Regions from separate parts of the Homo sapiens genome. Here region 1 is linked to region 2. The links are chromatin contacts, found by Hi-C or POLR2A ChIA-PET in ENCODE. All regions are on one chromosome and are shown on one strand. The core of a region is the stretch at or near the end of the contact, and the rest is flanking DNA. Distances in the headings are between cores, read along the strand shown.

Region 1 (4,994 bases), core at 1,018-3,517, 78 kb after region 2:
TCGGGGACCAGTCTGGGTAACATAGTGAGACCCTGTCTCTAAAAGAAAAATGTAAAAAATAATTCAACACAGTGTTGCGTGCCTGTAGTCCCAGCTACTTGGGAGGCTCAGGCAGGAGGATCGCTTGAGGCCCAGAATTGGAGGCTGCTTTGAGCTATGATGGCGCCACTCCACTCCGGCCTGTGCGACAGAGTGAAATCCCATCTCTAAAAAAAAAAAAAAAGCCGGGTGCAGTGGCTCACGCCTGTAATCCCAGCACTTTGGGAGGCTGAGCGGGTGGATCACGAGGTTAAGAGATCGAGACCATCCTTGCCAACATGGTGAAACTCCATCTCTACTAAAAATACAAAAATTAGCCAGGCATGGGGGCATGCACCTGTAGTCCCAGCTACTCGGGAGGCTGAGGCAGGAGGATCGCTTGAACCCGGGAGGCTGAGGTTGCAGTGAGCCGAGATTGCACCACTGCACTCCAGCCTGGTGACTGAGTGAGATTCTGTCTCAAAAAAAAAAAAAAAAAAAAAGTCTGGGCACAGTTTTGCATGGGTACAAGCACCTATGAGACACTCCTTGAATTGGTAATTTTGGGGTGGGAGACAGAGAGGCCAGGAGGATGTGTTTAACTTTCTCTCCCCCACCAGCCCTGGAGACCCTGAAGGGTAAGACCATTTCTGTCTTCCCCGCTACTGTATTCCCAGAGCCTAGACGTTCCTGGAACACAGTCAGTGCTCAATAAAATTTCTCCCTCACTGGAGAGAAGTACTCAATAAGGGGAACTGTGGGGGATTTGACATCAACATAACTTCCATTGCTATCTCCCTACAAGAACTTTTAGGTGAACTTCAGCCTGGGGTCCCTGAGCCTCTTAGGGGTGTTCAGGGTGTCTGTGAATTCTGATGGAGGAAAAAAATTTCACATCTTTATTTTCACTGACTCTAACTGATAATTACCATTCCCTCAATTATTAATGAAGACAACCACAGGACCTGGGACTTTGTCCGTTTGTCCCTAATAAAAACCACAGATACTTTCAGATTGCATTGCAACCAGAAACACATCTGACACTTGTCACCACGGCAAAATCACTGTGATTATTAGATCTTATTTAATGTGGTGATAAAAATAATATAGGCCAGGTGCGGTGGCTCACACCTGTAATCCTAGCACTTTGAGAGGCCGAGGCGGGAGGATTGCTTGAGCCTGGAAGTTTGAAAGCAGCCTGGGTAATATAGGGAGACCCCGTTTCAAATAATAATAATTATTATAATCATAAAATTAGGCCGGGCGCAGCGGCTCACGCCTGTAATCCCAGCACTTTGGGAGGCCGAGGCGGGCAGATCACCTGAGGTCAAGAGTTCGAGACCAGCCTGGCCAACATGGTGAAACCCCATCTCAACTAAAAATACAAAAATTAGCCAGGTGTGGTGGCACGTGCCTGTAATCCCAGCTACTCAGGAGGCTGAGGCAGGAGAATCGCTTGAACCCATGAGGTGGAGGTTGCAGTGAGCCGAGGTCGCACTACCGCACTCCAGCCTAGGCCACAGAGTAAGACTCCAACTAAAAAAAAAAAAAAAAAAAAGGGAGGCCGGACACGGTGGCTCACACCTGTAATCCCAGCACTTTGGGAGGCCAAGGCAGGTGGATCACCTGAAGTTGGGAGTTCGAGACCACGCTGACCAAGGTGGAGAAACTCCATCTCTACTAAAAATACAAAATTAGCCAGGTGTGGTGGCACATGCCTGTAATCCCAGTTACTCAGGAAGCTGAGGCAGTAGAATTGCTTGGACCCGGGAGGCGGAGGTTGCAGTGAGCTGAGATTGCGCCATTGCACTCCAGCCTGGGCAACAAGAGCGAAACTCCGTCTCGGAAAATAAATAAAAAAATAAATAAACAAACAAACAAATAAAATAAGAGAAATAAAATAAAAACAGCTGCTACATTTATTTCCTGGAAAGCACCTATCACTAACGGAGATGATCCCACTTTACAATTGTGATTACTTTCTCATCTGGGACCCCCGCCCAGATGACTGTGGGCTCCCCGAGAGCAGATGCGAGTTCTTCTGGCCCCCTGCAGACAGTAGGTGCTCACACTTGCTGAACGTGACCGCAAGGGTTGGGAAGAGAGCGCATGGGTGCGGGGCGACCCGGGGACTTTCCCGGTGCTGCGGGGCAGGACTCCGAAACCGTGACCTCACGTCCCACACCCACCCGGGACGCGGAAGGGGCGGCGCGCTTCCTTCCCAGGGCGCGGGCCGCGGGGTGGAGCCAGCGCCCTCAGCGCGCTACGGTCCGCGGGCAACTCCGCAGAAGCCCCAGCCCCCAGGACCCCAGGACCCAGTGGCGCAGCCGGCAGCCCCGGATCCCTGGTAGGTGGGGAAGGGGCGAGGACGGGCCTGAGGTGGAGAAGGTGTCGGGGGTGTGGGGGGTGGCCCTGAGCCCGTGCCGCTCGCCAGGGCTCCAGGCCACCTGGCCTCCCTCTTAGGGCCCCGGTGCGGAGGAGGGGGCCTGGCGCCGCGCGTTGGGAGGTTGACGTTCCCCTCAACCTCCAGCTCCCCGCGCTGGTGGCCCAGATCCTCCCCCACTGTCGGGATCCTCCCCAGCACCCTGGCTTCCTCCCCGACAGCCTGACCCCTCCCCCAAACCCCAGATTCCTCCCGGACACCCCAGATTCCTCCCCAACACCCAGGATTCCTACCTGAAACCCCATATTCCTTCTCACCCCAAATTCCTGACACCCAAGCTTCCTACCTCACACCCCATATTTCTCTCAACGCCCTGAATTTCTCCCTGACACCCAAGGTCCCTCCCTGATACCCCAAATTCCTCCGTGACACCCAGGACCCCTCTCTGACACCCTGGATTCTTCCCCAACACCCAGGATCCCTCCCGAATACCCCAGATTCCTCCCAGACACCCCAAATTCCTCCCTGACACCCCAAACTCTTCCCTGACACCCAGGATCCCAACCTCACACCCTGTACCACCACACACCTTCTTCCTTTCTCCCCCTCCTAACGGTTATCCAGCCACATGGGCTTCCTTACTGTTCCTCCAGCTCACCAGGCGCAGTCCTGCCCCAGGGCCTTTGGGCAGGTGGCTTCACCTTCCAGAAGCTTTCCTCCCTGATCTCCACCCAGCCTCCTCCCTCAGCTCCTTTAGGTCTCAGCTCAATGTTACCTCCTGTCCCCAAAGGCCTCCCTTGACCACCGTGGTCCCCTGTAGCCCCTTCCCAGCCAGTCTCTCAGAGCCACACAGCCCCCGGCTCATGGCTTTCACGTTACTTTTCATTCTCTGAAATGATCTTGGGTTATTTTCTCGCTTACTGTTGGTCTCCCTGAACCAGACTGGGAGCTCTGTGAGGGTAGATGTGCCTGCCTTGATATGCAGTGGCACTTTGAACAGTTCCTGGACCTAGTAGGTGCTCAATAAATGCATATTCGATGCATGAAAGGCTGCATGAGAGTGTGGGAAGGAGAGTGGGAGAGGTGGTTAAAACATTTAAAAAGGACAAGGTGGGAGGATCACTTGAGCCCAGGAGTTCAAGACAAGCCTGGGCAGCATAGCGAGACTCCACCTCTACAAAAAAATTCAAAAAGAAAGTTAGCCGGGTGCAGTGGTTTATGCCTGTAATCCCAACACTTTGGGAGGCTGAGGCAGGTGGATTGCTTGAGCCCAGGATCCTGGGTAACATGGGTGAGACTCTGTCTCTACCAAAAATACAAAAATTAGCCAGGTGTGGTGCCGCACACCTGTAGTCCCAGCTACTCGGGAGGCTGAGGTGGGAGGATCACTTGAACCCGGGAGTTCAAGGCTGCAGTGAGCCGTGATCCCACTACTGCACTCCAGCCTGGGTGACAGAGTGAGACCCTGTCTCTAAAAAAAATGAAATGGGGCTGGGCAGGTGGCTCACGCCTGTAATCCCAGGCAGATCACCTGAGGTCAGGAGTTTGAGACCAGCCTGACCAACATGGCGAAACCCTGTCTCTACTAAAAATACAAAAATTAGCGGGGCGTGGTGGTGCATGCCTGTAATCCCAGCCACTCAGGAGGATGAGGCAGGAGAATCACTTGAACCCAAGAGGCGGAGGTTGCAGTGAGCCCAGACCACGCCACTGCACTCCAGCCTGGGCGACACAGCAAGACTCTGTGTCAAAAAAAAAAAAAAAAAAAAAAAGAAATGAAATTAAAAATCAAAAATTTTTTTAAAAAGGAAGAGGAAGAGAAAAAGTCTGCCAATATTTATTGTCACACTAATATTATTATATCAAGCTCTTGCTCCTTGCTGGGCACTGATCTAAACTTTTTAACCATATTTTCGCATGAAAGCTTCAAAACAGACTCCCATTCATCCTAAGTACCAGTTCATGTGGGTGTTATAAATGAGGAAGCTGAGGCTGAGAAACAGACCACACAAGCCGGCAGGTGGCAGAGCCAGAACCCTCCTACCCCATGGGTGTTTTTGTCCCGCCAGGCGCCTGCTCTTCAGAGTGAGGAGTGGACTTTGTCCCAGCCATGGACAGTGAGAAATGAAACTTGCTGGGTCTCGAGAAGGTGGAGGTGGCAGTGGGCAGGGGAGGCGGGCGGGGGAAGCTGGGGCAGTCACTGAAATAGAGTTGAGTTCAGGCCCGGGGGGGCAGAGAGAATGAGAAGAAAGACCACGTGATTTTAGAGATTTGCCAGGCATTCAGGTGGAGATGGTCCTGCCTTGATGATTCTAAGTCTGGCTGGCTTTGTCGTGTTTTCTGCAAAACTCCCCTGAGTCCTTCTTGCAAGGAGGTTTCAGTCTTGCATGCTAATGTTTGTGGGGCATGCGTGTGCCAGGCACTGCTTTAAGAGTCCTATACAGGCCGGGCGCAGTGGCTCATGCCTGTAATCCCAGCACTCTGGGAGGCCAAGGCAGGCGGATCGATTGAGGTCAGGAGTTCGAGACCAGCCTGGCCAACAGCCTGAAACCCTGTCTCTACTAAAATTACAAAAACTAGCAGGGCGTGGTGG
Region 2 (5,060 bases), core at 1,035-3,534:
GTAGGTCCCACAGTCCCCCACAAAAACACCAACCAAAGTAGCACCTCCACCCCCAGGTGCCAATGGAGGGAGCGCCCCAAACGTGGCAGCTATGAAATCAAAGGGGGACATTTTAAATGCAACGAGGGGCTGGAGACAGAACAGAGAAAGAGACGAGGGTCGGTGGACCCCTCGGGGACCACACGCCCCAGGTCAGCAGCAGCCGCAGCACAGCAGGCTCAGGGTGGCGGAAATTCCTGATTAGCAAGCGCCATCTCCAGACTCTGAATAAGCTAATCCAAATTTTTAGAAACAAACACTCGCAGGGTCTGATGCTTAACCGGTACAGGCTGAGAGCAATTGGTGGTGGATGTTTAAAAAAGAAAACCTGGTCCCCTCCGTCCTAGCTACCAGATGGTCCTGGGCCCTTTCTCGAAAATTCCTCAGCCTTCCATCGGCCACCTCCAAAACTTCTTTCTCTAGCCATTATTTTGAGGCGGAGCTTTGAAAAAAGAAGTTTAAAAGCCCAGACCCTATAGATTCGAGGGCCAGCCGCCAGCCCAGCGTGTCAATCTGTGAGTCCTCCCTTTGTTCCTTCCTCTCGCAGGCATTTGAGGTTTCTGTGGACTTCTCCTTCCGGGAGAGATGAAGTGGGACCGGACGAGGTTGTTGGGGGGGGAGGTGGGAGGGAGAAAGTATCGGCTGGTGGCTGCAGAGGCGCGAGGCCTGGACCAGGCATAGAACAAAGGTGCTGGCGGCGGGTGTACCTGTTTGCCCCTGTAGAACAGCCTCTGCAGGCCTGGCTCCACGTGGAACAGCTCCTGGATCTTCCGCCTCAGCTCCTCCACCTTGGTCAGCCTGGACAGCGAGTCCACCGTGTGGGTCTGCCTCCCGTCCATGGTCCGAACCTGGATCCACATGGTGTCGGCGCTGAGGGGAGGGACAGCAAAAACCCCCATCAGTTTTACCAGCACCTCTGAGCCATGCCATGCTCTAAGGAGTCGGGGTTGCTTTTGTCCGGCCTGTGGACACCAGGAAACTCCCAGGATGCCCTTCCAGTCCTCCTGTACAGCCAGACCCTGGCCAGGACCAGACACAACAAATTAAGCACTTAAGGCATTAACGACTAGCCAAGTGTTGAAGATTGAGGAGGAAGGAGAATGAAAAGAGGGAATTGAAAGAAAAGCAGAAGGTCCAACCCATCCCTCCTTCCCCACGACCAGAGGAGAAAGGAGGCCCGGGCCAAGTGGCCGAGTTGGTTCGTTTATTCATTCATTCATTGATTCATTCATTCCTCGGATTCCTATTTACGGAAGAGGGAATCCCAGAAGTCCAGCGCGGGCCGGAACTTCAGAAGTCCCGGGGGAACTCAACCAAGTGCCACTGAGAGGGAAAAACCCCACCCGAGATCCGCGGACCCCGGGACCCCTCGGTGCCCACGCCCCCCCTCCTTGCCGGCCCCCCCCGCGCGCGTGCGCGACCGGGCCCGCCCCGCGGTGGCCATGGTAACCGGCCGCCCCGTCCCGGCCACCCGCGAGCGCGCGCGCCCCGCGACTCACCTCGACCTCCAACCCCCGGCAGCTCGCGCCCCTCCAAACCCTGGACCCTCGGCGTCCCTCCCGCACTCCCACTGGCCCGCGCGGGTCGCGCCAGCGAGCCCACGCCCACCCCCGCCGCCGGGACTACAGAGGGGGCCCCCGCTCGTCAAGTCCCGCCCCCCTTCACTTGAGCCGCCTCTTATTGGCTCCGCAGCACCCGGCCGCCCCGCCCCGCTCGCTCCCCATTGGCCCAGATGCTCCCGGGGAACTCAGGGCGCGCGAAATCGGGCTCGGGCGCGACAATTGAATCGCGGGGCGCCCCGCGCGCAGGCGCGGAGCCTGACATCCTCCCCGGCGGCTCGCCAGGCCCTCCCCCACCCGGCGCGCTCGACCCCCCGCCGGGCTCCGGGGACGCAGCGCTGGTCCCGGCTCCAGCCGGATGTGTGCCGGGGAACGATTCCCGAGGGTTAGGTGGAAGGGGAGGCCCTGGATCCCGGGACAGAGTGCGGGACATGCGTGCGCCCGGGCTGGCCGCGCGGGAAAGTTTTGCAAAGTTCCCGAGCCCCGTGCGCCCGGCCCGGGCTGGCACCCCGACCCGGCCCGCCCGCTCACCTCTCCGGTCGCCGCGAACAGCTTGTCTGCCTGCGCGCGTGGCCCGGCTGGGGATGGCGATGAAACCGCGTGCGTGGCCCGGACCCCGCGCGGACTTGCGTGCGACCCGGAGCGCCCGCTCGGCAAACGCTGCCCGCCGCGCTGCCAGCTGCTCTGATTTTTTTCCCGCGAAAACTCGGCATTTGGGAGTTGCGGGGCCGCAGGAGGCCGTGCCGGGGGCGGGCGCCTGCCTCCTGATTGGCCGACGCAGTGGCGGGAAGCGAGAAAGAGGGTGGGGGGCGCCCCCGCCTCTGTCCACGGCGCCTCCGCCTAGTGGGCCACGGCTCCGCCCAGCCCTGCGCGCTCTGCTGGGCGCGCCCAGCGTGCAAAGGGGCTGCGTGGCAGGGCCTGGTCACCCCCCGCACGTGGACACCCCAGGAGCCTTGGGGACCCCCAGGGTACAGACCCCCTGAACTCTTAAGTCCAAGTCCGTTCGCAGCCCCCCACTCGCACGCATTGACCAGTAGGTCTAAGAAGGCCGGAATCAATGTGTAAATACTGCGAGGGAATGTGGGGGGCCCCTAGGAGACCACCTGCACCCTGATGGCTCGCCCGATCGCCCCAAGCCCCACTGCCTGGCGTCAGGGCCTGCCAGGGCTCCCCACTCTACCCACCCGCAGGGCTTGTTTGCTGTCTTTTCCCGCCTCGTTTTCCCGCCTTCTCCAGGCTGTCCAGGCGGGCAGGGCTGCCCTGCCCCCTCCGCCCTGTCTGTTCCACTCTGACCAGTCCTGGCGGGCACAGGAGTGACCTGTGCTGGGCACCTACAAAGCAGCCGGACAGGTTGCTCAGAGCTGCAGAACCCAGCGGTGTACATGGCAGACCCAGTTGGTGGTCTCAGGGAGGGAAAATTCCTATCTGGGGGAGACAGGCAAGAAATGAATAACTAAAGCAGATAATTTCAGATGATTCCTTATAGGAGAGTGACCAGCAGCCATGTGGTGGGAGGCGGGGAGAGAGGATACTCTCTCACTGGGGCCACTGCGGTGGGCCTCTCAGAGAAGATGACATTTGAGCTGGAATCGGAGATGAGACTCCAAGGACAGATGGGTCTAGGAGGGAAAGTCAAACCCAGAGGCCGGAAAAGGCTTAGAGGTGTCCAGGGAGCAGGAAGGGGCTGGTGTGGTTGGGGCCCACTGAGCAAAGGGGAGGGGGAGTTGAGGTCAGAGGGGTGATATATAATACCTTGAAGGCCACCGGGGAGGACTTTGGTCTTTCCCTTGAGAGCTGTGAGCAGAAAAATGTTGAGTTCCCACTTAGCTTTTTACAGTTTCTTCGTCACTCTATTAAGTCTCCTCTATCTGGTCAGTGGGACTTCTGCTATGTCCCTAATATAGGAGACAGATCATGGCCCCCGAAGATATGCGTCTCTAGACCCCCACGTCCTCGCCCCCAGGATCTGTGAATACAGTGCCTTACACAGCTAAAAGGACTTTGCAACTTTGCAGGTGTGATTCAGTTAATGATTTTGAGTTGGGGAGCGTCTCCTGGGTGATCCAGGTGGGCACAATGTCCTTAAAAGGTCCTAATAAGTGAAAAAGGGATACAAAAGGTCAAAGTCAAAGGAGATGGGAAAGTGGAAGCAGGCTTTACAATGATCAGGCCAAGGGCCGGGCGCGTTGGCTCACACCTGTAATCCCAGCACTTTGGGAGGCCGAGGCAGGCAGATCACCTGAGGTCAGGAGTTCGAGACCAGCCTGACTAACATGGAGAAACCCCGTTTCTACTAAAAACACAAAATTAGCCTGGCGTGGTGGCACATGTCTGTAATCCCAGCTACTCGGGAGGCTGAGGCAGGAGAATCGCTTGAACCCAGGAGGCAGAGGTTGTGGTGAGCCAAGATCGCGCCATTGCACTCCAGCCTGGGCAACAAAAGCAAAACTCAGTCTCAAAAAAAAAAAAAAAAAAAAAAAAAGATCAGGCCAAGAGGCAAGGAAGATGGGCAGCCTCTGGTGGCTAGAAAAAGCAAGAAAGACTCCTAGAACCCGCCCTGCCCCTAAAATTTATTTCAGACTTCTGACCTCCCAAACTGTAAGATGATAAATGTGTGGGCCGGGCGTGGTGGCTCACACGTGTAATCCCAGTACTTTGGGAGGCCGAGGCAGGCAGATAACTGGAGGTCAGGAGTCGCCAGACTAGCCTGGTCAACATGGTGAAACCCCATCTCTACTAAAAATACAAAAATTAGCCAGGTGTGGTGGCCGGCGCCTGTAATCCCAGCTACTCGGGAAGCTGAGGCAGAGAATTGCTTGAACCTGGGAAGCGGAGGTTCCAGTGAGCAGAGATCGTGCCACTGCACTTCAGCCTGGACAACAGAGCGAGACTGTGTCTCAAAAAAAAAAATTAGCTGGGCAGGGTGGTGTGTGCCTATAATCCCAGCTACTCAGGAGATTGAGGCAGGAGAATCACTTGAACCCAGGAGACGGAGGTTGCAGTGAGCCAAGATCGAGCCAGTGTACTCCCACCTGGGTGACAGAGCAAGGCTCTATCAACAAATAAATAAATGTGTGTTTTGCAGCCACTGAGTTTGTGGTCCTTTGTCATAGCAGCCTTGGGAAGCTCCTGCATTCTAATCCACGATGTCCAGATGGTGCTGTTCACTGTTTGCAACCTCAGTACACGATCAACGCTACTGCACACAATTCTAGACCCTCAGCCATCAGCCAGGTAGAACCCACACCACAGGTATGAGCAGGCCCACCTGAGGGTGTGAGACGGCTTGAGCTCTTCCAAAATGACAGCACCTGCTGCAGGAACCTAGCCTATTTCTATCAGAACACATCATCTGTTTGTAGCGCTGTTGCGAAAACTCAACGTGGCTGAAAGAGGGAATACATTTTTCTTTTTCTTTTTTTCTTTTTCTTTTTGAGATGGAGTCTTGCTTTGGTGCCCAGC

The links. A loop is a pair of places that touch in the nucleus more often than their neighbours do. ChIA-PET counts read pairs that join two places held with the same protein, here RNA polymerase II (POLR2A). Pooled maps may share reads with other maps.
Region 1: a pooled map shows a loop between it and region 2 (8-fold over the local background). The contact joins the promoter of TICAM1 here to the promoter of UHRF1 in region 2. A Hi-C loop is called at or near these places in 63 of 168 maps with a recorded cell type or tissue (A673, CD4-positive, alpha-beta T cell, CD4-positive, alpha-beta memory T cell and 42 more), 13 of 37 single-sample maps with no recorded cell type and 27 of 50 pooled maps. POLR2A ChIA-PET finds 5 or more read pairs at or near these places in 27 of 52 experiments (A549, AG04449, AG04450 and 24 more).

Annotation. Positions count from the first base shown.
Region 1 is chr19:4,828,985-4,833,978 of GRCh38, reverse strand. It overlaps TICAM1 (TIR domain containing adaptor molecule 1), which reads left to right and starts at 2,267. Exons shown (of 2, transcript NM_182919.4): 1 at 2,267-2,365. RefSeq lists silencers at 2,131-2,420, 2,431-2,550.
Region 2 is chr19:4,906,725-4,911,784 of GRCh38, reverse strand. It overlaps UHRF1 (ubiquitin like with PHD and ring finger domains 1), which reads right to left and starts at 2,284. Exons shown (of 17, transcript NM_001048201.3): 1 at 2,130-2,284; 2 at 747-909. The coding sequence starts at 899. It also overlaps a transcript of ARRDC5 not described here. RefSeq lists silencers at 1,426-1,945, 2,446-2,525 and an enhancer at 2,345-3,251.